Regions from separate parts of the Homo sapiens genome. Here region 1 is linked to region 2. A link is an interaction called in ENCODE POLR2A ChIA-PET data of the cell type or tissue named here. Cell type or tissue: K562. All regions are shown on one strand. Links, peaks and the distances in the headings refer to the core of each region. The heading gives the core; the rest is flanking DNA. Region 1 has its middle 37 kb from the start of RBM47. Region 2 holds the start of LINC02265 (long intergenic non-protein coding RNA 2265).

Region 1 (16,097 bases), core at 7,029-9,528, 360 kb before region 2:
ATGCCTGTAATCCCAGCCCTTTGGGAGGCCGAGGTTTGCGGATCACCTGAGGTCAGGAGTTTGAGGCCAGCCTGATCAACACGACAAAACCTCGTCTCTACTAAAAATACAAAAATTAGCTAGGCATGGTGGAGGGTGCCTGTAGTCTCAGCTACTGGGGAGACTGAGGCGGGAGAATCACTTGAACCCAGTAGGTGGAGGTGTTGCAGTGAGCCGAGATCGTGCCACTGCACTCCACTCCAGCCTGGGTGACAGAGTAAGACTCGTCTCTGGAAAAAAAAAAAATTAGCTAGGCATGGTAGCTCGTGCCTGTAGTTCCAGCTACTTGGGAGGCTGAGGCACAAGAATCCCTTGAACCCGGGTGGTGCAGGTTTCAGTGAGCTGAGATTGTGCCACTGCCCTCCAGCCTGGGTAACAGAGTGAGACTCCATCTCAAAAAAAAAAAAAAAAAAAAGAAAAAGAGATTTCAGTATGGATTTTGGAGGATCACCAAATTCAGATCATAGCAATACTTGTGCTATAAAAGCCAAATGCAGAGTCCTGTGTTAAGGAACTCCACCAAAGTACATGAGAAGGAAGAAGAAGCAGCAGCTTTGCCAAAATGATTTGATAAAAGAGAGAAATAATGTATTCAGAGAAAAGGGGAGGAACTCAATCTTTGTCTAAGGTGAACTTCCAAATCAACTCATTAATAAATGCTCCAATAAAAACAGTGTACTTGTTATGCGTGAAATGCTGTTTTAATATTCATACATATAAGAAAGGTAATGATAGGTGTTTACCATAGACTGTTTGGAGTCTGATCTTTTTTTTTTTTTTGAGACGGAGTCTCGCTCTGTCACCCAGCCTGGAGTGCAGTGGCGTGATCTCCGCTCACTGCAACTTCCGCCTTCCCAGTTCAAGCTATTCTCTTGCCTCAACCTCCTGAGTAACTGGGATTACAGGCACACGCCACCACGCCTGGCTAATTTTGTATTTTTAGTAGAGACAGGGTTTCTCCATGTTGGTCAGGCTGGTCTTGAACTCCCGACCTCAGGTGATCCGCCTGCCTCGGCCTCCCAAAGTGTTGGGATTATAGGCATGAGCCACAGCCCTGGCACCGGAGTCTGGTCTTATACTTGATTCACTGAGTAGCTCAGTTACTTAGTTGCTCCCTGCATCAAAGAGGCTCTTATAGTAATAGCAGCTATTAGCAGCTGGCAACTATTTTACACACATACATCATCTCTAATTTTCAAAAGAGTTCTGCAAGGAAGGCATTTGTTGTAGGCAGAATGTCTAAAATGGACCCTAAAGATGTCCTTTATCTCTGGAACCTGTGAATATGATGAGATTTCACTCTGATGATTATATTATGTTGTATGGCACAGTTGACCTTAAGAAAGAGTGATTATCTGGGTGAACATGAGCTGCTAAAGCAGAAAGCGGCAGGCATGGTGGCCCATGCCTGTAATCCCAGCACTTTGGGAGGTCAAGGCAAGAGGATCACTTGAGCCCAGGAGTTTAAAATCAGCCTGGGCAACATAGCGAGATCCCCACTCTACAAAATAAATAAGTAGATAAAAAAAAGAATAAAAGCAGAGAGCTTTCTCTGGCTGAGAGCAGAAGTCAGATGTTTTCCAAGTGTCAGAAGGGTTAGGTGTGTAGTTGCTGCTTTGGAATAGAGGGTCACTGTGGAGGAAGGGGGCAGGCTTAAGGAGCTGAGAAATGGCCTCTGCTGACAGCCAGTGAGGAAACAAGGCCTCGGTCCCACAACTGCAGGAACCTACATTCTGCTGACAACAGGGATGAGCTTGGAGGAAGACCCTGAGCTCTAGGTGAGGACACGGACAACCAACATCTTGATTTCAGCGTTTCAAGGCTCTTAGCAGAAAACCTGGTTACGCCATCTGGGGCCTCTGGCCTACAGCACTGTGAAATGATGAGTGGGAGTAGCTCTTACCCTCTAGATCTGTGCTAATTTATTACACAGCAGTAGAAAACTAATAAAGCATTCATACCCTCCTCCTGCAGAGGAGGAAACTGAGGTTCAAGGAAGTTTAGTAAATGTGGTGAAAACTATCTTGAGAATGTGGTTAGGGCAGGATTTGATGCAGGCAGACAGACCTACCCACGTCACCATTCAGTAATGTGTTAACCAACCAAGATCCACAGGATGCAAAAGGAATAAAGCTCTTGATAGAGGGAAGGATGACTCAGCTTTCTACTCAGTTTTAGAATGACTCGGATTCTTATTTACTATTGGCTGAACAATGGCTTGGGTTTCTGCAAGGATCTTGATCTGTGGGAGTGGCTCCCACGTATCTGCTCTGTTGAGATGTATTAGCTTGTCTCCTTTTTTCGCTACAAGCATTAGATGACTGATTTCCAAACGAGTGAAGCTGAATGGATTTAGCCAGATTAACATTCTAACAGCAAGAAACAGGGGAAGAAAAGGCAAATCCTGGGGCGCTTTGTTAACACACGGAATCACTCACACAAACATACTCAGGAAAAGCCTTCTCTCCGAGGCCTAGCTTTGTAGATATTCAGCTTCCTGAAGACACGCCAGTTTTAAAAGGAGGAGTTCCAAAGAGCACTTACCATCAGGACCTGGCCCCAGCTCTTCATGTGACCTTTCCTTCCTCTTTCCGGCTCACTCCACTCCAGCCGCAGGACCTCTGGACCCTCCCTTGAGTTATGCTAAACTCCTGCCTGCCTTGGGCCACTGTGCCTCTGTTCTCTTTGGCGTGGAATATTCTTTCTCTAGTTCATGTCGTTAATTCACTCAGATCTCTGCTCAAGTGGCATCTGACTGGAGTGTCTTTCCCTGACCAACTTATTTAAAGCAGCGCTGTTCCCTGCCCGTCACTGTCTCCTTATCCTGCTTTATTCTTTTTTTTTTTTTTTTTTTGAAGAGGGGGTCTTGCCCTGTCTCCCGGGCTGGGGTGCAGTGGCACGATCTCGGCTCACTGCAACCTTCACCTCCCAGGTTCGAGCGATTCTCGCGTCTCAGCCTCCCAAGTTGCTGGGACTACAGGTACGTGCCACCATGCCTGGCTAATTTTTGTATTTTTAGTAGAGATAGGGTTTCACCATGTTGGCCAGGCTGGTCTCGAACTCGTGACCTCAGGTGATTCACCCACCTTGGCCTCCCAAAGTGCTGAGATTACAGGCGTGAGCCACCGCGCCGGCCCCTGCTTTATTCTTCTTCATAGCACTTTGGCTACCTGATATGCCTCAGATGTACAAATATGTTTATTTGTTTGTCATTGCCTTTCTCCCGCATGAGGTTTTGTTTTATTCATTGCTGTATTCCCAGTATCCACAATAATTTACAGCACATAGTAGGGAATCAAATATTTGTTGAATGAATTAATGAATCAAGAACAAAAGCACTGCATCTGTTAAATGATTTGGCATTCCTGAGCTATTTCTGCACCTAATCTCTCTCTCTCTCTCAGGGGTATTTGCTAATGGGTCTAATATGGGAAAGATACTTAATTCCATGGTTGTACAAAATCTAGAATACAGAAGATTAAAACCTGGAGACAAGGCCGGGTGCAGTGGCTCAAGCCTGTAATCCCAGCACTTTGGGAGACTGAGGTGGGCAGATCATCTGAGGTCGGGAGTTCAAGATCAGCCTGACCAACATGGAGAAACTCCATCTCTACTAAAAATACAAAATTAGCCAGGCATTGTGGCACACGCCTGTAATCTCAGCTACTTGTGAGGCTGAGGCAGGAAAATCGCTTGAACCTGAGAGGCGGAGGTTGGAGTGAGCCAAGACTGCACCATTGTACTCCAGCCTGGGCCACAAGAGCGAAACTCCGTCTCAAAAAAAACCAAAAAAACAAAAACCTGGAGACAGTGTGGTGTAAGAATGAAGTCCTTCAGGCCAGGCGCAGTAGCTCACGCCTGTAATCCCACCACTTTGGGAGCCGAGGTGGGTGGATTGCCTGAGGTCAGGAGTTCAAGACCAGCCTGGCTAGCATGGTGAAACCCCGTCTCTACTAAAAATACAAAAATTAGCCGGGTGTGGTGGCACACACCTGTAGTCTCAGCTACTCAGGAGGCAGGAGAATCACCTGAACCCAGGAGGCGGAGGTTGCAGTGAGCTGAAATGGCAACACTGCACTCCAGCCTGGTGGTGACAGAGTGAGATTCCGCCTCAAAAAAAAAAAAACAAAAAAAAAAACGAATGAAGTCCTTCCTTGCCTTTCAATAGGCGTGTGACCTAGGAAAAGTCATTTACTTCTTTTAGCACCAGATGTCTTATCTTTTAAATGCGGGTAATGATAGGGTGCTGTTTGGAAGGACTAGAGCAGATGGGATCTGGCGATTTCTTCTTACACTAAGATACTTTGAAATTAGAGCTCAGTTGGTAGGGAATTAGGAAATGTTGGTTTTAGCCCTATGTTAAATGTAAACTGAGTGTATAACATAGGGCTAGTCCTTTAACCTCTCTAGAACTCCAGATAAACCAGAATTTCTTTGAGGTCCCTTTGAGGTCAGCTCTCAATCACCTGCAGGCATTGGGAGGAACCAGGTTGACCAGATGTCCTGGTGTTTGTGAGACCTTAATCTCTGTCCCTCCAGGGCTTGAGTCCACCTGTTGTTTGGTAGAGGTGAGGCTTGTAAAGTAGGTATTTTCTGTAAGTATTTTCAGTAAGTATTTTCTGAGCACATGTTTTGTGTCATGTGCTGGGGATACCACAGTGAACAATGCAGACAAGGCCCCTGTCCTCTCACATTCTAGGGATAAGAAACAGACAATAAACAGGTAAATGGAAAATAAATCAAGACCGGGCGCAGTGGCTCACGCCTGAAATCTCAGCCATCTGGGAGTCCGAGGTGTGCGGATCACCTGAGGTCAGGAGTTCGAGACTAACCTGGTCAACATGGTGAAATCCCCCATCTCTACTAAAAATACAAAAATTAGCCGGGCATGGTGGCGCACGTGTGTAATCCCAGCTACTCGGGAGGCTGAGGCAGGAGAATCGCTTGAACCCGGGAGGCAGAGGTTGCAGTGAGCCAAGATCACACCACTGCACTCCAGCCTGGGTGATAGAGTGAGACAGTCTCAAAAAAAAAAAAAAGAAAGTAAAAAAGAAAATAAATCAAGACTAGTGTGATATTGCAGTATAATAAAAAATATATATTTAGTCTTTGTCTTCATTTCCCGCCTAGAGCTCCTAAAACCTTTGTAATTTCCCAAGTGATAATTTGAAAAGAGTGTCTTTTGTTACTCATAAAAAGCCCCTTTCAACTATACCTGAGTTTTTTGTTTTGTTTTTGTTTGGTGACAGGGTCTCACTCTGTCACCCAGACTGGAGTGCAGTGGCATGATCACAGCTCGCTGCAGTCTCGATTTCCTGGGCTCCAGCAATCCTCCTGCCTCAGCCTCCCAAATAGCTGGGACTACAGGCACATGTCTGGCTGTATTTTAAAATACATCTGGCTAATTTAAAAAAATTTTTGTAGAGGCAGGGTCTCACTGCGTTGCCCATGCTGATCTTGGGGTCCTCCTGCCTTGGCCTCCCACAGTGCTGGGATTACAGGCATGAGCCACTGCACCCGGCCTACACCTTCACAAGTTCGTGAAGTGACTTTGGGAAAACCCCTAAGGAGGGGGCGCTGGCTGTCAGGGGAGCTATCTTTGTGATTAGACAGTTGAAACTTTCGGCCCCACCGTTCAACCTCTGGGGAGAGTCGGAGGGTTAAAATTTGAGTTCAATCAGTAATGGCCAGTGAGTTAATCAATCATGCCCACATAACGGAACCTCCATAAAACCCCTACACAACAGGGTACAGAGACCTTCCAAGTGAGTGAACAAACACATCAAGATGCTGGGAGGTCAAAAGGATGTGGCTGGAGAGAAAAAAAAAAAGATGCTGGGAGGGTGGCATGTTTGGAGAGCATGGAAGCTCCACCTGTCCTCATACCTTGCCCTGTGCATCTTTTCCACCTGGCTGCTCCTGAGTTGCATCCTTTACAATGAACTGGGTGATGGTACGCAAAGCGTGCTCCTGAGTTCCGTGAGCCATTCTAGCAAATTATGGAACCCAAAGAGGGGATTGTGAGAACCCTTTATTTATAGTTAGTTGGTCAGAAGTATAGGAAGCCCACCGGTTCCTGCACAGTTTTCTGGGCATAGCAGCTGTTCTCCTTCCTACTCCAGCTGTTTCAGGAGCAACAGAATCAAGGTCCTCTAGGCTCAGGGAGACAGGTTATGAATTTAGACCTTGACCTTAGGCCTTGACAACAGCAGATAACTACTAATTAGAACTGGGTGGCTGGGCCAGATGCAGTGGCTGACACTTGTCATCCTAGCACTTTGGGAGGCCAAGGTGGGAGGATCACTTGAGGTCAGGAGTTCAAGACCAGCCTGGCCAACAAGGTGAAACCCTGTCTCTACTAAAAGTACAAAAATTAACTGGGCATGGTGGCATGCACCTGTAATCCCAGCTACTCAGGAGGCTGAGGCAGGAGAATCACTTGAACCTGGGAGGCAGAGGCTTTTTTGAGACTCCGTCTAAAAAAAAAAAAAAAACACTGTAGGAATCCCAGGCTTGCATTTTGGCATCAAAGGGTAGTCTTATGGGACTGAGCCCTTCCCCAGTGGGGTCTGTGCTAACTCCAGACAGTTAGTGTCAGAATTGAGATAAATTGTAGGACACCCAGCTGTTGTCTGCAGAGAATTGGTGAATCGCTTCGTGTGAAAAACCTACCTGGTTTTCCTGACATGTGTTGTGTTGTCAGAAGTGTTCTGTAGGAGTATAGAAAAAAAGGGTTCTTTTTTTCCTTTTCACTAGTGATAAGTGCTAGGCAGGAAATAGAAGAATGATATCATAAAGAATAGCAGATAGGATCTGTTGAGTTAACTCAGATCAGGAAAGGCCTTTCTGGAGCATTTAAACTGAGCTTTAAGGGATGAGAAGAATCCAGCCATGGGAAGAGCCTTCCAGGCAAGGGAAAAGGCGAGCACAACCCTCGAGGCCTTGAGGATGGAAAGGGCCGGGCTGCCTTAGAACCAGACCAAGGCCAGTGTGCAGAGGGTGTAGTGATTGAAGGCACAGTGGATGAGGTGAGGCTGTGAGGCAGGCAGGAGCTCTTCATGTGAGTGAGGCCTTAAAGGCAATGGTTAGGGGGAACCATTGCCCCAGTTTGCCCAGAACTGAGGGTTTCCTGAAATGCAGGACTTTCAGTGCTGAAATCAAGAAAGTCTTGGGCAAAACAGGATGAGGTCACCCTAGCCATGGTAAGGAATTGTGCCAAGCTGATATTGTGCTGTACTTAGTCTGCAATAGGCAATCACTGAGGGTTGTTTTTTTTTGAGACAGTTTCGCTCTTGTTGCCCAGGCTGGAGTGCTATGGCGCGATCTCGGCTCACTGCAACCTCCACCTTCCAGTTTCTTTCTTTCTATTTTTTTTTTTGAAACGGAGTCTCACTCTGTCGCTCAGGCTGGAGTGCAGTGGCGCGATCTGGCCTCACTGCAAGCTCTGCCTCCTGGGTTCACGCCATTCTCCTGCCTCAGCCTCCCGAGTAGCTGGGACTACAGGCACCCGCCACCATGCCCGGCTAAATTTTTTTGTATTTTTAGTAGAGACGGGGTTTCACCGTGTTAGCCAGGATGGTCTCGATCTCCTGACCTCGTGATCCCCCTGCCTCAGCCTCCCAAAGTGCTGGGATTACAGGCATGAGCCATCTAGCCCAGCCAACCTTCTGGTTTCAAGCGATTCTCCTGCCTCAGCCTCCAGAGTAGCTGGGATTACAGGCACCTGCCACCACTCCCGGCTAATTTTTGTTTGTATTTTTAGTAGAGACAGGGTTTCACCATGTTGGCCAGGCTGGTCTCGAACTCCTGACCTCGTGATCCGCCCGTCTTGGCCTCCCGAAGTGCTGGGATTACAGGCGTGAGCCACCGCGCCCAGCCGGCAATCACTGAAAGGTTTTAAGTAGGAAATGATGCCCAGTGATTTCTGATTTTAAAGGTCACTCTGGCTTTTGTGTGGCGAATGCTTAAGAAAGGAGCAAGTTGGAAAAAGAGGTGGCCAGTTAGCCAATTATTACACTCCTCCATGCAAGAGATGATGGGGTATTGAAATAGATTGAAGATGGAGAGAGATGAATGGATACAAGATACATTTTGGAGGTAGAATGAACAGGACTTGGAAATGTATGTGGAGAAGGCAAAGGAGTTAAAGATGATATCTGGAGCAGCACAACTCACAATTGCAAAGATGTGGAACCAACCTAACTGCGCATCAAGCAATGAGTGGATAAAGAAAATGTGGTATATATACACCATGGAATACTACTCAGCCACAAAAAGGAACGAAATAATACCTTTTGCAGCAACTTGGATGGAGCTGGAGGCCATTATCCTAAGTAAAGTAATTCAGGAATGGATACCAAATATCATATGTTCTCACTTATGAGTAGATGCTAAGCTATGATGATGCAAAGACATAAGAATGATGTAATGGGCCAGGCATGGTGGCTCACACCTGTAATCCCAGGACTTTGGGAGGCTGAGGTGGGCAGATCATGAGGTTGAGTTCGACACCAGCCTGGCCAAAATGGTGAAACCCCATCTCTACTTAAAAAATACAAAAAGTAGCTGGGCATGGTGGCACACACCTGTAGTCCCAGCTACTTAGGAGGCTGAGGCAGGAGAATAGCTTGAACCCAGTAGGCAGAGGTTGCAGTGAGCCGAGATCGTACCACTGCACTCCAGCCTGGGCAACAGAGTGAGAATTTGTTTGAAAAAAAAAAAAAAAAAAGAATGATATAATGAACTTTGGGACTTGGGGTGGGGGGAAAAGTCAGGAGGGGGAAGAGGGATAAAAGACTACATTTTGGGGTACAGTGTACACTGCTCAGGTGACAGGTGCACTAAAATCTCAGAAATCACCACTGAAGAATTTATCCATGTAACCAAAAACCACCTGTACCCCCAAAACTATTGAAAGAAAATTTTTTTAAAAGATGATACATGCACTCTGGTTTTACTATCTACTTAATTGGTTTTGCCAATAGAGAGAAATCTGAGGAGAACCTGGGTGTGGAAGTTCAGAGCAGGCAAGGATGGAGGTACCTGGAGTTCCATTCAGAAGAAAATGTGATACTCAGAATGAAAACACTCTTATTGTTAATGTTCAGGGTATTTTGTAACCATTAGCTAATTAATTCTCAAAATAGTTGTTCTGAGTTGTTAATTACCTAAATCCCATTTTACAGTTTCTGGAGAAGAGCAAGTGTCAGTAATTTGCCTAAGGCTAGACTAAATTGTAGAACTGACAGCAGCACCAATTAATTCCTGGTAGTCTTATGTTCTGCCAATCTTTTAAAAGAGGAGCTCTTAGTTGGGATGAGTAAATTGAATGATGTTTGGGAGAGTAAGGCATAGACTTAATAGTCTGAGGGTTGTGCTTTGACTTTCCCTCTTATTACGTAGGTGACATGGGCACATATAAGAATAATCCTTAGTCAGGCTGGGAGCGGTGGCTCACGCCTGTAATCCCAGCACTTTGGGAGGCTGAGGTGGGTGGATCACGAGGTCAGGAGTTTGAGACCAGCCTGACCAACATAGTGAAACCCTGTCTCTACTAAAAATACAAAAATTAGCTGGACATGGTGACGCACAGCTGTAGTCCCAGCTACTTGGGAGTCTGAGGCAGGAGAACAGCTTGAACCTTAGAGGCGGAGGTTGCAGTGAGCTGAGATCACGCCACTGCACTCCAGCCTGGGCAACAGAGCAAGACTCTATCTCAAAAAAAAAAAAAAAAAAAAAAAAAAGAATAATCCTTAGTCTTAGTTTACTCATCCATAAAATAGTAATTTTTATCTTATTTTATCTTAGAAAGTCAAATGTTCAACATTTTCTTACTTTTTGCGGTGTCCTCTATCTAGAAACAATTTTGCCCAGAAAACTGTTAACCTATTAGAGAAATCTTCTTTGATCACCCTATAATAAATTAACAGCAGCCACCTTTCACCTAAAGGTACTTTTCACCCCACTTTAGCCAAGTTTGATTTCTCTTTATAGCACTTATTACCGTCTGACCTATTATATATCCATTTTTATAAGATCATAGATTTTGTCTGTTTTATTCCCTGCTAGTATCACCCATGTCTAGAACATTGCCTGGAACAATATATGAGTGCTCAATAATATTTGTTCAATAAATTAAATGAAATTATGCACATAAAATACTTAGCACAATATCTGCTCATGATAGAAACTCAGTAATTGTTAGCAGTTGCTATATCAGAATAGGAATTTGGAGACGTACTCAATTTTATACATTCCTTGCCTAAGAAACTTTTAAAGCAATATTTTTTTATATATCTTTATTAAAAATAACTTTTTTTTTTTTGAGACGGAGTCTCGCTCTGTTGCCCAGGCTGGAGTGCAGTGGCGCAATCTCGGCTCACCGCAAGCTCTGCCTGTTAGCCAGGATGGTCTTGATCTCCTGACCTCATGACCCACCCGCCTTGGCCTCCCAAAGTGCTGGGTTACAGGCGTGAGCCACCACACCTGCCCAAAAATAACTCTTTAGGCCGAGCATTTAATGCTCATACCTGTAATCTCAGCATTTTGGGAGGCCAAGGCAGGAGGCTCACTTGAGGCCAGGAGTTTGGGACCAGCCTGAGCAACATAGAGATACCCTGTCTTTATATAAAAAATAATAATAATAAATAAAATTTTAAAAATAGTCTATTCCTGGCCAGATGCAGTGGCTCACACCTGTAATCTCAGCACTTTGGGAGGCCAAGTTGGGTGGATCATTTGAGGCCAAGAGTTCAAGACCAGCCTGGCCAACATGGCTAAACTATGTCTCTATTAAAAATACAGAAATTAGCCAGTTGTGGTGGCAGGTGCCTGTAATCCCAGCTACTTGGGAGGCTGAGACACAAGAATTGCTTGAACCTGGGAGGCAGAGGTTGCAGTAGTTGAGATTGCATTACTGCACTCCAGCCTGGGAGACAGAGCAAGACTCAGTCTCAAAAAATAATAATAATAATAATTTTTAAAAATAAAATTATATATATAAAATATATATTTGGGCTATTCTTGAAACAGCATACCAGTTACGTACTTCATTTTATTAATTTACAAAAAGTCTTTATATTCCTTGGTGATTCTCATTATTATTTTGTGGATAAGTTATGTGGCTGTGAGAACAAAGCAAGCCCAGGGCTGAGTTTTTTATTTTATTTTATTTATTTGTTTTTTCTGAGATGGAGTCTTGTTCAGTTGCCAAGGCTGGAGTGCAATGGCACAATCTCAGCTCACTGCAATCTCCACCTCCTGGGTTCAAGTGATTCTCCTGCCTCAGCCTCCCAAGTAGCTGGGATTACAGGCATGCACTATTATACCTGGCTAATTTTGTATTTTTAGTAGAGATGGGATTTCACTATGTTGGTCAGGCTGGTCTGGAACTCCTGACTTCAGGTGATCCATCTGCCTCATCCACCCAAAGTGCTGAGATTACAGGTGTGACCCACCGTGCCTGGCCTCAGTTCTTTATTTTAGAAGTGGGTATCTTTTTCTCTAAACAAAAACAGAGTCAAATATATGCTATATAATCAGTGAGTTTGCAAACAAGGATTCCAGCTCCTTCTGATAGATCAAAACTAAACATGCTAGGTTTCAAATCTGGTATGGGGGAAAAAAAAAGAACTAAACATGCAAACCAACAGGTTCCTAAAACTATCGGTGAGTCAATTCAACTAGAAAAACAAAAAACACTCTCCTGGTCATGGCTGGGCCAGAGTGGGTGGAGGAAAAAGCTAAACGTTTACTCATAAAGACTCTGATTCACTTAGAAAAAGAAAAAGCCAGATGCCATGCGACTGGGATTTGTGTTCACTGCACTGAGGAGTACAGAGCCTTCGTACTCTCAGGGATGACAAGCCATTATTTCACTCTGAACACAAAGAACGGTTGCTTCGTGCACCCTTCACTATGATTAGCTCTTGCAAATAGAGGATGAAGAATTGAACCCGAGAGGACCTTGGCTGTGGGCCAAGGGCTCAGAATTATTTATTTTACTTTCGTTAAGAAAACAGTATAAGAGGGCCATGTCTAATAGCCTATTTCTTCATGGGCCCCTGATTTAGGCGCAACGGGATAATAACCACACACTCTTCTCTCTGAGAGCAATAGGAGTTTTCTTCCAAGAGACCCTGGCTGCATGTGCTGGTTTGAGCCAGTGGTGTGCTGGTGGATGTTTAACCACCAGCTTGGGGGAGGCAGAAGGGCTTGTCTGTAGTGTTTGCTGATTTCTGCAGTGTAAATATTCCCACTCTGGCTGATTTCAAGCTACTAATCTGACATCACTGAATGAAGAGTTGGGAAGAAAATGTGAAGTAGCATACTGTTATATACAATTTCCACTGTTCAAATATGGCCAGGTGCAGTGGCTCATGCCTGTTATCCTAGCACTTTGGGAGGCCGAGACAGGTGGATCATTTGATGCTAAGAGTTAGAGACCAGCCTGGCCAACATAGTGAAACCCCATCTCTACTAAAAATACAAAAATTAGCTGGGCGTCGTGGCGGGCACCTGTAATCTCAGCTACTCGGGAGGCTGAGGTGGGAGAATCACTGGAACTCAGGAGGCAGAGGTTGCAGTGAGCCAAGATCATGCCACTGCACTCCAGCCTGGGAGACAGAGCGAGACTCCATCTCAAAATAAATAAATAAATAAACAGGCTGGGTGTGATGGCTCACACCTGTAATCCCAGCACTTTGGGAGGCCGAGGCAGGTGGATCACCTGAGGTCAGGAGCTCAAGACCAGACTGGCCAACATGGCGAAACCCCGTCTCTACTAAAAATACAAAAATTAGCCGGGCATGGTGGCACATGCCTGTAATCCCAGCTACTAGTGGGGACTGAGGCAGGAGGATTGCTTGAACCTGGGAGGTGGAGGTTGTAGTGAGCTGAGATCATGCCACCGCACTCCAGCCTGGGCAACAGAGCGAGACTCCGTCTCAAAAACAAACAAACACAATTGATGTAAATAACCTTAAAAACATAAACCACAGTGAACTGTAATAAAATCATTAGGAAGTGATAAGTTTTGAGTATGTATTGCTCCATTGTAAGTGTAATGTATTTCATCGTAAGTTCATATAATTTAATTTTAGTAATGGCTGTGTTTAACAACTGGCTTACAGACTTTCTGAAAATTTAACAGTTGGCTCTCCGGAGCCCGTCAGAGCAGGTTCAAGGTGCCCTGCTGATGTGAACCCTGAGGCAGGAGTCCTGTGTGGTCTGGGGCCAGGAAGAACACAGCAGACCCATTGCTTCAAAATGGAGCTCACCATTCTCTTCAGGGGTTCTCTTTTCTCATTCTGTGAGAATTGTCATTTTAGCATGCCTTGCCTCATTTTACTCATTAGCAAAACAGAGAGAAGACCACTCCCGTTCCTGGTTATGGAGACTGTAGGCTACCTGTGATTTTACAAGGGAGGAAAGTAAGTCTCAGAAGAGTCATATAATGATAGTGGTGGTGATGATGATGATGATGATAGTTGACACTGGTTAAACTTGTACTATATACGCCAGTTACTGTGCTAGATGCCTTACGTAACATCTCATTTGAACCTCATAAAAATCATATGGGTAGGTGCTATTATTTGTATTCTCATGTTGCAGATGAGGAAACTGAGACACAGATGACTACACAGTATTTTCTGATTCCACTTCTAGAAAGAAGTTAAGTCAAGATGGAAATTCCGTCTGTCTGGGCAAATTGCTCCTGCTCACAGCTGCTATAATCATATAGTTTGTAAGTGAGGCGGGGGTTGGCAGGAGTCAAGGGTTGGGGAGTGGGGGTGGTGGTCAAACATAGGTCTTCCAGTTCCTGTGGTGGCATCAAGATTGAAAAAGGTGAACTTCTGTGGTTGGTTCATTGTTTTTATTCCTAGTTTATCTGTGGAAAAAGGAACGTTCTGAAGAATTGAACCACTTGGTTAAATGAGTTGAGTGATCAAGAATGAATGCACAAAAAAATAAAAAAGACTGTCTCTACAAAAAAATAAAAAAGATTGTCTCTACAAAAAAATAAAAAAGAATTAGCCAGATGTAGCGGTACATACCTGTGGTCCCAGCAGTGAGCTATGATCACACCACTGCACTCCAGCCTGGGCCACAGAGTGAGACCCTGTCTTAAAAAAAAAAAAAAAAAAGAGGCCAGATGCGGTAGCTCATGCCTGTAATCCCAGCACTTTGGGAGGCCGAGGGGAGTGAATGACCTGAAGTCAGGTGTTCAAGACCAGCCTGCCTAACATGGCGAAACCCTGTCTCTACTAAAAATGCAAAAAATTATCTGGGTGTGGTAGTGCATCTGTAATCCTGGCTACTTGGAGGCTAAGGCAGGAGAATCGCTTGAATGCAGAAGGCAGAGGTTGCAGCGAGCTGAGATGGCGCCACTACACTCCAGCCTGCGTGACAGAGACTCTGTCTCAAAAAAAAAAAAAAAAGGAATGATCATGGGCTTCTCCTAGGCTTCCTAAGGTGCCTTTGAAAACAGGTAACTCTCCAGATTTGAGAAAAAGTGATTGTGACAAAAACTCACATCTTCCATTTCCTTTCTTAAATAGAAATAACATGCTGTGTGTGTTAGAGATAGGACAGTTATAGATATCTTTTTTTTTTTTTTTTGAGACGGAGTCTCGCTCTTTTGCCCAGGCTGGAGTGCAGTGGCACAATCTCTGCTCACTGCGAGCTCTGCCTCCCGGGTTCACACCATTCTCCTGCCTCAGCCTCCCGAGTAACTGGGACTACAGGCGTCCACCACCACGCCCAGTTAATTTTTTGTATTTTTAGTAGAGACAGGGTTTCACTGTGTTAGCCAGGATGGTCTCGATCTCCTGACCTCGTGATCCGCCCGCCTCGGCCTCCCAAAGTGTTGGGATTACAGGCGTGAGCCACCGAGCCCGGCCTAGTTATACATATCATCATACCTTCTTTTTTTTTCTTTTTTAAGAGACAGAGTTTTACTCTGTCATCCAGGCTTGAGTGCAGGGGCACAGTCATAGCTCACTGCAGCCTCAAACTCCTGGGCTCAAGGTGATCCTCCTGCCTCAGCCTCCCGAGTAGCTGGGACTACAGGCACGTGCCACCGTGCCTGGCTTTTTAAATTTAAATAAATTTTGGCAAATCCACAAGTGGAATATTAACAGCCTTTTTAAAAGAATTAGGTGGATTCAAAAGCACATACAGAAATCAGTTACACTTTTGAATTACATTGCAACTAAAAAAAAGCAAGGGCAGAAAAGTGTGATAGTATGTCATCATTTATGCAAAAAGAGATAAAGGAAAGGTACATATGCATATATGCTTGTCTACCTGCTTCGTATCTCTAAAAGGATACACACACACACACACGCGCGCGCGCACGTACATACCCAACGGTTACCTCTCGGAGCCTAGGGGATTGGAGTGGAAGGGAGATGGGACTTTTTACAGCGTAGCATTTTATTTTATTTGTCCTTTATCCGTATGCATGCAGTACCTGTTCAAATAAATAACTTTTTTTTTTTCTTAGAGACAGGGTCTCACTCTGTCGCCTAGGCTGCAGTACAGTGGCACAATCATAGCTCACTGCAGCCTTGACCTCCCAGACTACTCTCTCAGCCTCCCAAATGTAAATTTTAAAAACCACTTTCACATACGTTATCTTTTCCATCTTCATTATAACCTTATACTATAGTAGGGCAGATTGTATTCTTCCCAGTTAGGGATGAGAAAATGGAAGTCCAAAGAAAAGTGACTGACTCAGTGTTACCCAACAATGTAAGTGGCTGAGGTCAGGTGGAGACAGCCTATGGCTCTAAAAGTAGGTGGGACTGCATCCAAATTGTCTCATTTTTAGCCCTCGTTTGTGTTTTTTCCCTCTGAGGATTCATCATTTATTAATAAACAAGGGACTTTTTTAAAAAGAAAAGGAGATAAATGTGATGTGGGAATGTTAAAAAAGAAAGAAAAGAAAGAAGAGAAGAGAAAAAAAGAAAAGAAAATCCAGGACAGGCACTGTGGCTCACTCCTGTAATCCCAGCACTTTGGGAGGCCAAGACAGGCGGATCACCTGAGGCCAGGAG
Region 2 (12,964 bases), core at 6,092-8,591:
TGCTGGGCAGAGAGTTCACAAGAATTAACTACACATCATCTCATCCTTCAAGGTGATTATGGAATATTTAGAGGAAAAAGACAAATTTCTAAGAAAAGCTGAATAACAATAAAAGTTAAATAAGTAATGCAAGCAAGAAGACTATTTTTTTTTTTTTTTTGAGAGAAGTCTCACTCTTGTTCCCCAGGCTGGAGTTCAATGGCACAGTCTCGGCTCACTGCAACCTCCATCTCCCGGGTTCAAAAGATTCTCCTGCCTCAGCCTCCCAAGTAGCTGGGATTACAGGCGCCTGCCACCAGGTCCGGCTAATTTTTTTGTATTTTTGGTAGAGACGGGGTTTCACCATGTTGGCCAGGCTGGTCTCAAATTCCTGACCTCAGGAGATCCACCTGCCTTGGCCTCCCAAAGTGCTGGGATTACAGGCGTGAGCCACTGCACCTGACTCTTTTTTTTTTTTTTTTTGACAGGGTCTTGCTTTGTCACCCACTGGAGTGCAATGGTGCAATCTCAGGTCATTGCAACCTCTGCCTCCTGGACTCAAGCGATCCTCCCACCTCGGCCTCCAGAGAGCTGGGACCACAGGCACCGCCACCACATCCAGCTACTTTTTTTTTTTATTTTTAGTAGAGACAGGGATTTCACCATGTTGCCCGGGCTAGTCCCGAACTCCTAAGCTCAAGCGATTTGCCCACATCAGCCTCCCACAGTGCTGGGATTATAGGCGTGAGCCACTGCACCCTGCCAACTATTCCTTAAAGGCGTGACTCGCTGCCAAATGAGAGGTCTGAACCAGAAGTTCAGAGAAGGGAAAGAAGGTTGTGCCTCCAGGGTGGACTGATCCATAGGAGGCAGAGACCAAAAACGAGGCTCTCACTTGACGGACTGGACCAGCAAGATGGAGTGCATGGTGGAGGCGTGGGGGTGCATCTTGGTAGAAAAAAAGCCTTTGGGATTTGGGACTGGAGTTTCTGTTCTGTCATTTATTAGTGAGAGATCTCAGGCATTTTTAAAAAATCTTCTTTGCACCTCAGTTTCCTCATGGGTGAAAGGAATAATATTATCTACCCCACTGGGCTCCACATATCATTCAGACCACAAGCATCTGTGGAGTCTACTTATACTAAGCCCTTTTGATAAGCCCTGGAGTACAAGATGAAAAGAGAAGGGCCTGCCCTCAAGAGCTGCCAGAGAAGGAGGGGCAGTCACTGTTGGTCCCTCTCTTCATTTACCTTCCAGGGGTCTGTCTTTTTGTTTGTTTGTTTGTTTGTTTGTTTTGTTTTGTTTTTTGTGTGTGTGAGAGATGGAGTCTCACTCTGTCATCCAGGCTGGAGTGCAGTGGCACGATCTCGGCTCACTGCAAGCTTCGCCTCCTGGATTCAAGCAATTCTACTGCCTCAGCCTCCGGAGTAGCTGGGACTGGAACTACAGGCGCCCGCCACCAAGCCCGGCTAATTTTTTTTTTTTTTTTTTTTTTTTTTTTTTTTTTTGTATTTTTAGTAGAGACAGGGGTTTCACCGTGTTAGCCAGGATGGTCTCGATCTCCTGACCTCGTAATCTGCCCGCCTCGGCCTCCCAAAGTGCTGGGATTACAGACAGGCGTGAGCCACCGTGCCCGGCCCAGAGGTCTGTCATTTTAAAGCAGCAGTGGTCAGAACCATGAGCCACATACATGGAATGCAGGACATTGGTTCAGAAGTTTGAAGACAGAACAAGCTCTTCACCATCCACAACGGAAGGTTCCTGCCTTCCTGTCCCGCGTTCTGTGAGGAAATGCGTCTGTCCCTCTGGAGCTCCTGATTTTCAAGGCTTCTCCCCTGAGCTTTGATGAAGTCTGGGGGAGCCAGCGTCAAAGGCAGCACACTCTAGTCACCTGCGATCGTTACCCAAAGAGCCTGCTGTTGACCTCACGTCACTTCATTTTTTTAATTGCAAAAGACAACCACTAGGGGGCCTAGGAGCGAGACGCTGAGCTCCGATTCCATTTATCAGGCAAATAGCCTTTCCTTCTTGCTGAAAAACGCAGTCAAGGTCAACAAAACACACACCGTGGGCTGAGAACAATACCTTCTGCACCTTCTGCAAACGCTTAGTGAAGAACGCATCTCCCTTGAGGCTAAAAAATATTCTTAACTCAGACCATCCTCCACAGCCCATCAGGCTGGGCCAAGCGTTTCTTAGCCCTGATTCCATTTTTCAGTGTTTCCTTCTGATTAAAAGCCCTTTGGCACAGCAGGATTGTCTATAATAATGGTAAATGACTCACATGATGATGAGGCAATCTTTTCACATCCTGAGCTACAATCCGTCTTGTAAAGCCTTGCAACGGCCTCAATTACAGCCCTGGATTCTCAGCAGAGGCACAGAGTGGGGGTTTTTGCTTGATTCTCTCTCCCCTCTCAGTTTCCCACACCTTATGCAGAGGCTTGAATGTCTAATGTACTGTACATTAGACATTCCTATAGCATCCTATAGCATCCTATAGCAATCCTCATTAAAATCAATCACTCATTTGAAAAAAAAAAAAGCAAGCAAAGAAAAAGGAAGGAAGAAAGAAAGAAAAGAAAAGAAAAGATGGAGGAAAAAAGAAAGAAAAAAAATGATCAGGCCCCTAGGGGCCTCTGAGGTCACAGTAACTCAAGTCCCCATGACCAAAACTGGGTGGCAAAGCTTATTTTTCCTTAGCAGGAGTCTGCTTTTGCAAAGGTTCGTCTCTTACATTTTCTTTCAGACACTCACGCACACTCCAGCAACAATGGAAATGAACATAATTTCCCAAGCAGGTTGCCTAGAAACCACTCCTGTGTTTCTGAAACTAATTTAAACATGAAAATTCAGCTCCTGACTCATGCCAGGAATGCACGTCATAATTTTCTCAGTATTTTACTTTCTTTTTCTTTCACATTACAAAATAATGCATGCTTACTGCAGAAAAAAAGTGAAAAGAATATGAAAATACAAAGGTTCAGAAAATAAAGAATCTCCTGTAATCTCACTACCAGAGGCAACTTCTGTTGTCATTTGGGAATATTTTCTTCTAGGCTTTTTATTTTTCTATGCATTTTTAACATCATGGAGATTAACACAGATTTTACATCAAGATTAATAGTGAATTTAATTAGCATATTGTCAGTATTTCTCCATCTGGTGAAATTTTCAGAAACTTGATTTTTAAAAGACCGCATTATATTACAGTTCATTTTCCCAATATTAATCATTCTCTAAATGCTAGATGTTTAGGTTATTTCTAATTTTTCACCATTATAATGTCACAATGATCAACTTAATACAAAATAGTTATTATATCTTTATTTCTCCAGGATAACATCATAAAAGGAGTTTCAAAGAGGATAAACATTTCAAAACTTTTTAAATATTGAACAAATACATGTTTATGTTTTTTTTTATTAAACAGTACATTAAAAACAAATTTCCTTCTCCACTCTCTACAGGTAGCCCCTGTTTCTGTGAATACACAGCACATGTGTATGATTTGTCTATTTGACACTGTACATTGTTCTATCACTTGCTTTTTTGACTTATTGTATCTCAGACATCTTTCCATATCAATTCAAATTGATCCATTCTTTTTAGAATTTGCAGAATATTCCATTAGATGATGTATTATCACTTATTTGCCCTAGACAAAACCTCTTAATGCACTGGACACATATGCAGTGAGCTGGGGTCCCTAGCAATGGGTCTGAATCTATACTGTTCCATCCACACCACACCTTTACTGGAAGGGAACAGATGATGGCAAAGGTAACTGCCTTATCTGGCTGGAATTAGTGTTATATTCTAACCCAGAGGTCTCCAAACTTTTCTGATCTCTCCATTTACTGATTCAAATTTTGAGCATGCTCCCCTATTTATGTATTTTTTAAATTTATAGATTACATACATATATATGACTTTATAAAATAGAGTCACGTGCTACAAAACATTTCAGTCAACGCGAAGTGGCCACATATACTGTGATCCCATATACTGTGTAACCATTGTGTTATAACTGCCTACAATATTCAGTAAGATCACATACTGTACAAGTTGATAGCCTAGGAGCAAAGGCTATACCATTTAGGTTTGCGTAAGTACACTTTATGATGTCCACATGATGATGAAATCACCTAACAATGCATTTCTCACAAAATGTCCACATCGTTAAGTGACATGACTAAATTATTGTTCATCTCACAGGACAGACACCAAAAAGGATATCTTAGTGAATATCCATTTTGAATTAAAGATGAAATAAATATATTAAATTATTTATTTATATAATAACAATTGTATACAATATAATAAAAGAATTTTGCTCTTTTTGACAAGCACAATGTGACTGAATATGCTTCATTATATTTTAAAATATTGGTTTAACATCTTGTATTACAGTTACTCTGAGGTCTGATTTTAAATTCAGCATATTTTAATTGTCAATGTAAGGTTGTCGTCGCAGGAAGAGACTCCTCACAAATATACATAGATCTAAACAAAGAAGAGTATTGTTCACCAATCTTACAATCTCACCAACCAAAAATGCAGTATTTTGGAAATTCACCTTCACTTACAGTATTCAGTTTATCTTTGATTTGTGGTTACTTTGTAGAAATCTTTTAAAGCTAAGTATCCATTTTATGCACTTTAGTTTAATTAAAATTAAATAATATGTTCCCTGAATCCACTTACCCAGGCCCATATCCAAAAGCGGACTCTCAATCTCCCACTTCAAATCTGCATTTCCCTCCACTTCATCCCAGTTACTGACAACTCCAGGCTCCAGTTGCTCGGGCCAGAAAACTTGGGGCTCTCCATTGCCCCTTCCCTTTCTCTCAACTCCACATGGAATTAATCAAAAAATCCTAATAGCTGTACCTTCAAGACATATCCAGAACCCAAATGCCCCGTGTCCCTTTTCCTATCACTGTCCTGGTCTAAGCCACCATCTTCTCTCGCCTGAAATACCGAAATGACAGCCTGACCATGTGGCCGGTTCCTGCCCTTCCCCTCCATGGTCTGTGCATCACAGCAGCATGTGTGTGTCCTTTAAGAGTTGTATTCTTTTTAATTATTTTTTATTAGGAAAAGATTTAAACTTACAGAAAGTTACAAGAATAAAAATACTACAAAAAATAGCCTGTTCCCTTACACCATAGCCACCTATAGTTAGCATTTTGCATGTCTTTTATCTACCTACCCAGCTCTCTCTCTCTGTCTCCTCTCTAAATACTAATATTTCACGGCCCTTTACTCCTAAACATTTCAGTGTGTATTTCTTAAGAATATTCTCTTCCATAACCATAGTTCAGTTACAAACCTCAGTAAATGTAACATTGATAAGGCCGGGTGTAGTGGCTCATGCCTGTACTCCCAGCACTTTGGGAGGCCAAGGCGGGTGGATCACTTGAGGTCAGGAGTTCAAGACCAGCCTGGCTAGCAGGGTGAAATCCCCTCTCTTTTAAAAATACAAAAATTAGCTGGGCGTGGTGGCACATGCCTATAATCCTAGCTACTCGGGAGGCTGAGGCAAGAGAATCGCTTGAATCCAGGAGGTGGAGGTTGGAGTGAGCGGTGATCGTGCCACTGCACTCCAGCCTAGGCAACAGAGAGAGACTCTATATTTAAAAAAAAAAAAAAATTGATATAGTAGTTTTATCTAGCCTACCATCTGTTTTCTCATTTTCTGGTTGACCCAATGATGTCTTATATATCATTTTTTCCCTTTTAGTATAGAATACAGTCTAAGATCAGGGTTACATACCGTATTTAGCTGCCGCAACTGTTGTCTACTTTAATTTGGAAGATTTTACACTGCCTTTCTTTGTCTTTTACAATACTATCATTTTTGGAGAATACTAGTCCCCTCTTTTCTATTTTTAAATAGAATTTTCTCATTTGGGGTTTTTTGATGTTTCCCATCATTAAATTCAGGTTATGCATTCCTGGACAGCACATTAAATAGGTGATACTGTGTCCTTTTTGGAGCATCACATCTGGAAGCACACAAGGTCCATCTGCCCCTTACTGGTGACATAAATTTTGATCACCCAATCAACGTGTTGTTTGACTTCTCCACTGTAGAATTACTATTTTTTCTCTTGTAACCAATAAGCAATCTGTGAATAGGTACTTTAAAAATCATGCAAATATCCTGCTCCTCATCAGAATTTCCACTTAAATTTAGCAACTATTAATGATCCTTGCCTGAGCCAGCTTTCACTTGGATGGTGGCAAATGATGATTTTCTAACTCCAGCTCACCCTGCACATTTACCAGTTAGCACTTTGCAGGATTCTACTGTAAGCAAGATCCCCCCACCTCCTCCTTATCTACTTATTATCAGTATGCACATGTAGATTTCCATTTTTCTTCCCCTGCCCCTTTTTTTTTGAGACAGAGTCTCCCTCTGTCACCTAGGCTGGAGTGCAGTGGCACAATCACAGCTCACTGCAGCCTCGACCTCCCAGGCTCAAGTGATCCTCCCACCTCAGCCCCCCAAGTAGCTGGGACTACAAGCATGAGCCACAACACCTGGCTAATTTCTTAAATTTTTTGTAGAGATGGGGTCTAGTGATATAGCCTAGGCTGGGGATTCCTATTTTTCAATAGTTCACATCCCATTGCTGTCCTTAATTACTTTGGTGCTCAAATTGTGTCCGATTTGCCCAGGGGTAGCCCCTTCACACTGGCTCCTGTGTCCTTGCTTTAAAATCAGATCACGTAACTTTCTGGATCCCTTCTCCTTTGATTCAGGCTTGGTCTGCCTGAAGCTGAAAGTCATCCTAGGAAGAGGGAAGATGGTACCCCAGATGCTGCAACCAGGAGTACCTGTCCTCCTCGTCACAAGGCCAGTCTCCAGGGAGTCTCTGTCAAAACAAGAGCAAGGCTCAGCTTGGGATGGAGACGTGCCACCCAGTGCCCCATTTCCTAGTTGGATGTTTGATTTGTCCTCTTCCTGCCACCACCCTGCTCAGCCACTCTATCACACAGAACTAGAAAAGTCACATCTTGTAGCCATGGTGACCAACTAGCACACAGGTTCGCTCTCTGGCCGCAAGAAGCAGACAAAGTAGCTTTTCTGTTTGCAGTTTAGCTCTTTATTAAGGCCCAGATGCTAGGGTTTGCTGGCTATCTGTAAGGAATTGAGCAATTGCAGGTTATGTTTTTCTTTCTTGGGTGTGGTTGGGGGGTGTTCTTTCAAACATAGCGTGTCTTAGCAACTGAAAGGAATTGTAAGAGGGCTCCTTTGGTCTGTGGCTAATCCAGGTGCCTTTGGGATCCCCATTTCCTCGAGATTAGTGTGCTCACAGCTGATACCCTCTTTATCAACTGGCTCCATATGCTTCCTGTCCCCGCAGTTTGAGACGGGCGAAGGCAGCCGCTACTGCTCGGTATAAACAGAGACTTCACAACTGTGAGGGTCTTTGTCGGTTCCTTCAGACCTTCTGCTTCCAAAGCTCAATAGGAACATAAAGTGGATCTCCCAGCCAAAGACTTCACTTCTAGCCAAAAGGAAGGAGTTTTGCAAGGTTAAAAGGATAACTGGGGGCCAGAAATTGGTTATCTATATTCCTTTTTTTTTTTTTTTTTTTTGAGATGGAGTTTCACTCTTGTTGCCCAGGCTGGAGTGAAGTGGTGCAATCTCAGCTCACTGCAACCTCCAGATTTAAGCAATTCTCCTGCCTCAGCCTCCCGAGTAGCTGGGACTACAGGTGCCCGCCACCACACCCTCCTAATTTTTTTGTATTTTTAGTAGAGATGGGGTTTCACCGTGTTAGCCAGGATGGTCTCTATCTCCTGACCTTGTAATCCACCCCCGCCCGGCCTCCCAAAGTGCTGGGATTACAGGCATGAGCCACCTCGCCCAGCCAGTTATGTGTATTCTTAATTATTCACAACATTAAATGTTCACGATTGAAAGGAAGAAAAAATACATTCATTGTCTATTTAACTGCCTGATGCCATGACAAGTATATATAGTCATCATTGTAGAGCAGGAAGTAACCTCATCTGAGAGAAACTGAGCTCTGGAATGTTAGGTAACTCTCTCAAGGCCATGATAGTGGCGAGAGGCAGAGCCAGACTACAATCTCCGCGTCCCGGCCGAGGCTTAGAGTATTAGCCGTTGTTCCAGCAGCATTTCCTCGATGACAGGAGGGAAATGCTAGAGCTTCTTTTTAGTTCTGGGATCTGATCCTTCTTGGGTCTGAACATCTTTCACAACGCCAGCCATCGGCTTATAGAGGAGATTGCTGATTGTCTCCAAAATCCATTCTCTAATTCTTCAGTAATAAAATGTCAAATGTTACCAAGGCCCATGGTTGCTCTGCCTCATTCCCCAGTATACCTGACAGTGAACTCATGTCTGAGGACTGGTCAGCAGGATGTAAGGGAGAGTGGTGAGCACTTCTCTTTCTTTTCTTTTTTCTTTTTTTTTCTTTTTGAGACAGAGTCTCGCTTTGTTGCTGGGGACTGGGGTGCAGTGGTGCCATCTCAGCTCACTGCAACCTCCGTCTTCCAGGTTCAAGTGATTCTCCTGCCTCAGCCTCCTGAGTAGCTGGGACTGCAGGTATGTGTTACCATGCCTGGCTAATTTTTGTATTTTTAGTACAGATGGGGTTTCACTGTGTTGTCCAGGCTGGTCTCGAACTCCTGACCTCTGGTGATCCTCTCACTTTGGCCTCCGAAAGTGCTGAGATTACAGGCATGTGCCACCGCACCTGGCCAGTGAGCACTTTAAAGAACTAGAATGTACCCTTCTCTGTTCCTTTCCTCCTGACCAGTGACTGAAACGCTGAACCAAGCTTGGAGCTGGAGCAGCCATTTTGGGCCACGAGGTAGAAGCCATGTGTTGAAGAGAATGGAACAAGATGGAAGAAACCTGGTGATCAGGGAGCCGCCATAACAGTCTTGGGTTGTCTCTGTTTACATGAGAGGTAAATAAATTATTATTATTATTATTATTATTTTGAGATGCAGTATCGCTCTGTCACCCAGGCTGGAGTGCAGTGGCACGATCTCAGCTCACTACAACCTCCACCTAAGCAATTCGCTTGCCTCAGCCTCCCGAGTAGCTGGGACTATGGGTACCTGCCACCAGGCCTGGCTAATTTTTGTATTTTTGGTAGAGATGGGCTTTCACCATGTTGACTAGGCTGGTCTCGAACTCCTGGCCTCAAGTGATCCACCCACCTCGGCCTCCCAATGTGCTGGGATTGCAGGCATGAGCCATCACACCCAGCCTTTATTATATCCAGTGATTTAACAAAAACCACTTATATTTGGGGTTCTCAGTTATAAGTATTATGTTCGAACACAGAAAGTGAAACTATTTGAAAGTTTCTTGTAGAATTGGCTGGGAAGAAAGGCAATTCATTCCCTTTGAAGGATTTCATTCCCGGGATGTGGCTGCCTGCTTAAAGAGCAGGTTCCATTCTGTAGAGGAAGCTTGGGAGACAAGGAAAGACCCTCATTTCAAAAATATAGCCACTTCACTTCCTGCTGACTTGAGTTTTTGTTTTGTTAAACTGGTTTCTCTTTTAAAACAAATGTCCCCTCAGTAAACTAAGCTCATTTGTTGTTCACACCTGAGAACCAGAGCATCCTCTGCTGATTAGTAAGGAGTTTGGGGGAAGGGGAGTTGCGACTAGGCTGCAGGAGGAAGTGACACTTGGGGGAGGATAGGCCAAGGTGGTGGGATTGATGGGACTCGGAAAGTCCCTGAAAGCAGGGAAACAAAGAAGTGGGAGAAGGGCCAGACAGGGTCGCGCTCACGCTCTAAATCGCACTGGCTCGGCTTTGACTTGCTCTCAAGACACTGGGAACAGCGCGTGAACACCAGAGGGCAGCAGCGCAAGATGAAATTAACAGGGACTCTTCACAGGGCCCCTGGCTTCAGGTCTCAGGGAGAGCCAGCCTTCCCATCCAACCTGGATCTGCCTGGTTTCCTTTGTCCAAAGTCAACCAGGGTGGAAGACTTCAACCAAAGTGGGCAGGGCCCACTTTCATACACATTCCTTCAGGGATTCCTGGTGATGGTCGTTCCCCCTCTCTAGTCCACTGATGCCATCTCTATCACACATTTAACATTGTATTAAAATAGTCTTTAATGTGGGTTATATATGCTTCTTACCTAGCCACACCCTAAGCAATCAGACCTGTGAAATGATGATTTTGGTGTGCTGGTGTGTGTATGTTATAATTATTACATTAGAATATCTATATCACCAGAAAATCATCTATCACCTATAGGATGTATATCACACTTGGAAAAATGTTGCATTACTTCATTAAATTCCCCCCAATGACCCAATGAAGAAAGTGATATTATTCTCCCCATTTTCTAGATGAGGAAACTGAGGCTCAGAGAGGTTAAATATCTTCCTCAAGAATTTTCGCCAGAGCTGGGATTTGAACCAAGGTCTGCTTGACTTAGAAGGCAGTGGTCCTTGCTTTCTCCCGAGGAGAAGGGAGCAGAGATACCTAAAGATGCCTGACTCCCAATCCCATGGGAACATGCCCCCTGCGGGCTCACTTCCTCTCCTCTTTGTCTTCAATTTCTAAGAATGTCTTCTTTTCACTAAAACAAAACACTCCAGAATGCATTCTGCATGAATAAAGACTGCCAACTCCATGGCAGAAATAACATACCTTTTGGGAATGTTTATCACTTCTAAAATGATGATAAAGAAATTCAACAGTTTGTATTTCTGGACGAACTAGGGGAGAAGAGGAAATAAAGTATCTACAGAGTATCACAACACACCTACAGGAAGCTGAGCAAAGTAGACTAATCACACTGGGCCCGGAGGACGGCTGGTAACAGAAACCTCAACGTTTATCTGAAGTGACTGCTCATCCCCGGGCACCACGGTGACAGGTGTGATAGAAAGATAAAACCCTAGACTCTGCTGCTCACCTGCCGTTGGGCCTTGGTCAAGCCACTTCTCTCTGAGCTTCAACTGCCCCATCTGTAAGAGGATAACAATTCCGGCCTCAGGGGGTCATCATAGCAACAAATGAGGAACCTGTAAATTAGTGCGAAAACACCCCACTTACTACTACTGTTTTTAAATGATTGTGAGAGTAAAAAGGGCCTTCGTGTTCAGAACCCAATCAGCTTAGAGTGAATTGTAGCACTTGGCAAATACTGCCTTTTCTGCTTGGAAACTTCACTTAAAAAGAAAAAAAAAATGAGGTCAAAGAGCGATTCCTAAAGCAAAAGAAAATTGCTAAACTTTAGACTATTCCTGACCCCAAAGTCCTCCTTCAGACCATGTTTCCCCTTTTTCACTCATATCTAGCCCAACATGCATAAATCCTTGCTTCTACCAGAGGGCCACACAGAGGAATGGACAGACAGGAAGAGTCTTTGCCCAATTAGTTTCACTTCCTCCCTGGCACCCCATGGTCACAGCCCTGGAGAATTGTTTTCTGCGGCGCTGAGGGCTACATTTTCGTTTTAACCAGCGCAAGGTAGGCAAGAGACTTAAGTCAGAGAGCTTGATGATGTAATGAATTTGCCAGCTGCCAACGACACTAGGACCTCATCACATTTCTTTGTTTTCCTTTCTAACCCCAAATCTAGCAGGCATCCCTGTTCTCATTAACAAAGCCTCCTATTAGCACCATTGCTCCCTAACTACCATCGGACCTCACAGGGAGAAGTTCTGTATCGAGAACAGTAGAGCAAAAAGACAGGAGGAAAGCAAGTCCCCAACATCATGCAGCCCACATACTAGCTCTGGATGGCTTACGTACGATGAAATCTCCAAGATGCCTTCCAAAAACCAGATGACCCTGTCCTTTCTGGAACTACCGCCGTCCCTTGTAACTCTGTAAGCTTCATTTCCAACCTCATCCTGCTCTAACTCGAGCACAAACATAAGTCTGTAGAACCACAGTGGCCTTGGGGGCATCATTCTCTTTGCCTTGTCAACATTTCTATTTTATATCCCTCCCTGCTCCTGTCTAGAGGTTGGTACTCAGTCTCCTGAGACTCATCTTATAGATAGAGCTTGATGGACCACGGGGAGAGGGCATCACTCCTGCTACAGTCTGAATGCACACACCTGGGGCCCAGCTGCCCAACCTTCCACCGCTGAAGTTCAAACAGTTGCATCTTAGACAACTCCTCCACTTCTAATCAGCCCAGCATAGAGGGAGTTTGGAGGTGTCAGACACCCATCAATGGCTGAGAGAGAAAGAAATATAGTGAAAGACCTGTTAGCAGTTCTGTTGTGCCCAACAGAACTCTCATTTGTCTTATGTCTAAAAAGCTGGCCATTGACTTTCAACAGGATTTCACTGATGCTATTAGAAAATATTTTACCACTAAATGAAAATAAAGATAAACTGCCTTTCTGAAGATGCAAAAGGTAAGAGATAATACATAAAAATGCAAGTTGATCAAATTTCACTTGATGTTTGATGACCCTCAGTGTCCCAGAACATTGCTTTGGGAATTATTTTCTCCTTTGATCTTGCAGAACAGTGTGAATGGACATAGAGGCCATTTGTATAAAAGAGGAACCTAAGGACGTAGGGGAAAACAAAAGAATCTGTCAGGGATGGGAAAAGCACACCCATTTAAATATGCAGAAACCTTAATGCCAGTGTCTGGCTAGCTATTAAGCAGTAATTCCTTCTCTATCCCTTATCATATCTACCAGTTACTCTGCAAGATTCTTCAGTGTAAAGAGCACTGTAAAATGTATTTTTCAGATTTATCTCGTCTTTTTGCCAGATCAGCCCACCCCATGCATATCTGCCAGCTGCCTCTTACACAATCCCTCAGAGCCCACGGAGCTGCACTGTGGGCCCTCAGATGATCTGATGCAGGTATAGAACCCCTCCCCCACATTCTTTTCTTGCTAGCTTGCCTCCATTACAAACCATCTTCCTCACTCAGATATTTTCAATCCTGGTAGTTTTTGCTTGTTTGTTTGAGACAGGGTTTCACGCTGTC

Evidence for each region. Peaks named below come from ENCODE experiments on the same cell type or tissue, not always from the same donor. Only the 100,000 strongest peaks of a DNase experiment are listed, where the experiment ranks them.
Region 1: POLR2A ChIA-PET joins it to region 2 with 5 read pairs; 5 of 35 experiments call an interaction of 5 or more read pairs at or near these places.

The regions. Positions count from the first base shown.
Region 1 is chr4:40,659,172-40,675,268 of GRCh38, reverse strand. No RefSeq gene overlaps it. Among named protein-coding and RNA genes, the nearest start is that of RBM47, 37 kb to the right of the region's middle. RefSeq lists enhancers at 1,788-2,987, 11,469-11,608, 13,081-13,586. In K562, for the core only: no CTCF peak of the experiment used is centred there; no DNase peak of the experiment used is centred there; H3K27me3 peaks cover 370 bases.
Region 2 is chr4:40,306,280-40,319,243 of GRCh38, reverse strand. LINC02265 (long intergenic non-protein coding RNA 2265) reads right to left here and starts at 12,059. Exons shown (of 4, transcript NR_121641.1): 1 at 11,758-12,059; 2 at 10,916-10,967. RefSeq lists enhancers at 1,924-2,223, 1,832-2,670, 8,608-9,246, 8,117-9,316, 9,247-9,885 and 2 more and a silencer at 9,658-9,952. In K562, for the core only: no CTCF peak of the experiment used is centred there; a DNase peak (open chromatin) is centred at 7,263; H3K4me3 peaks cover 359 bases.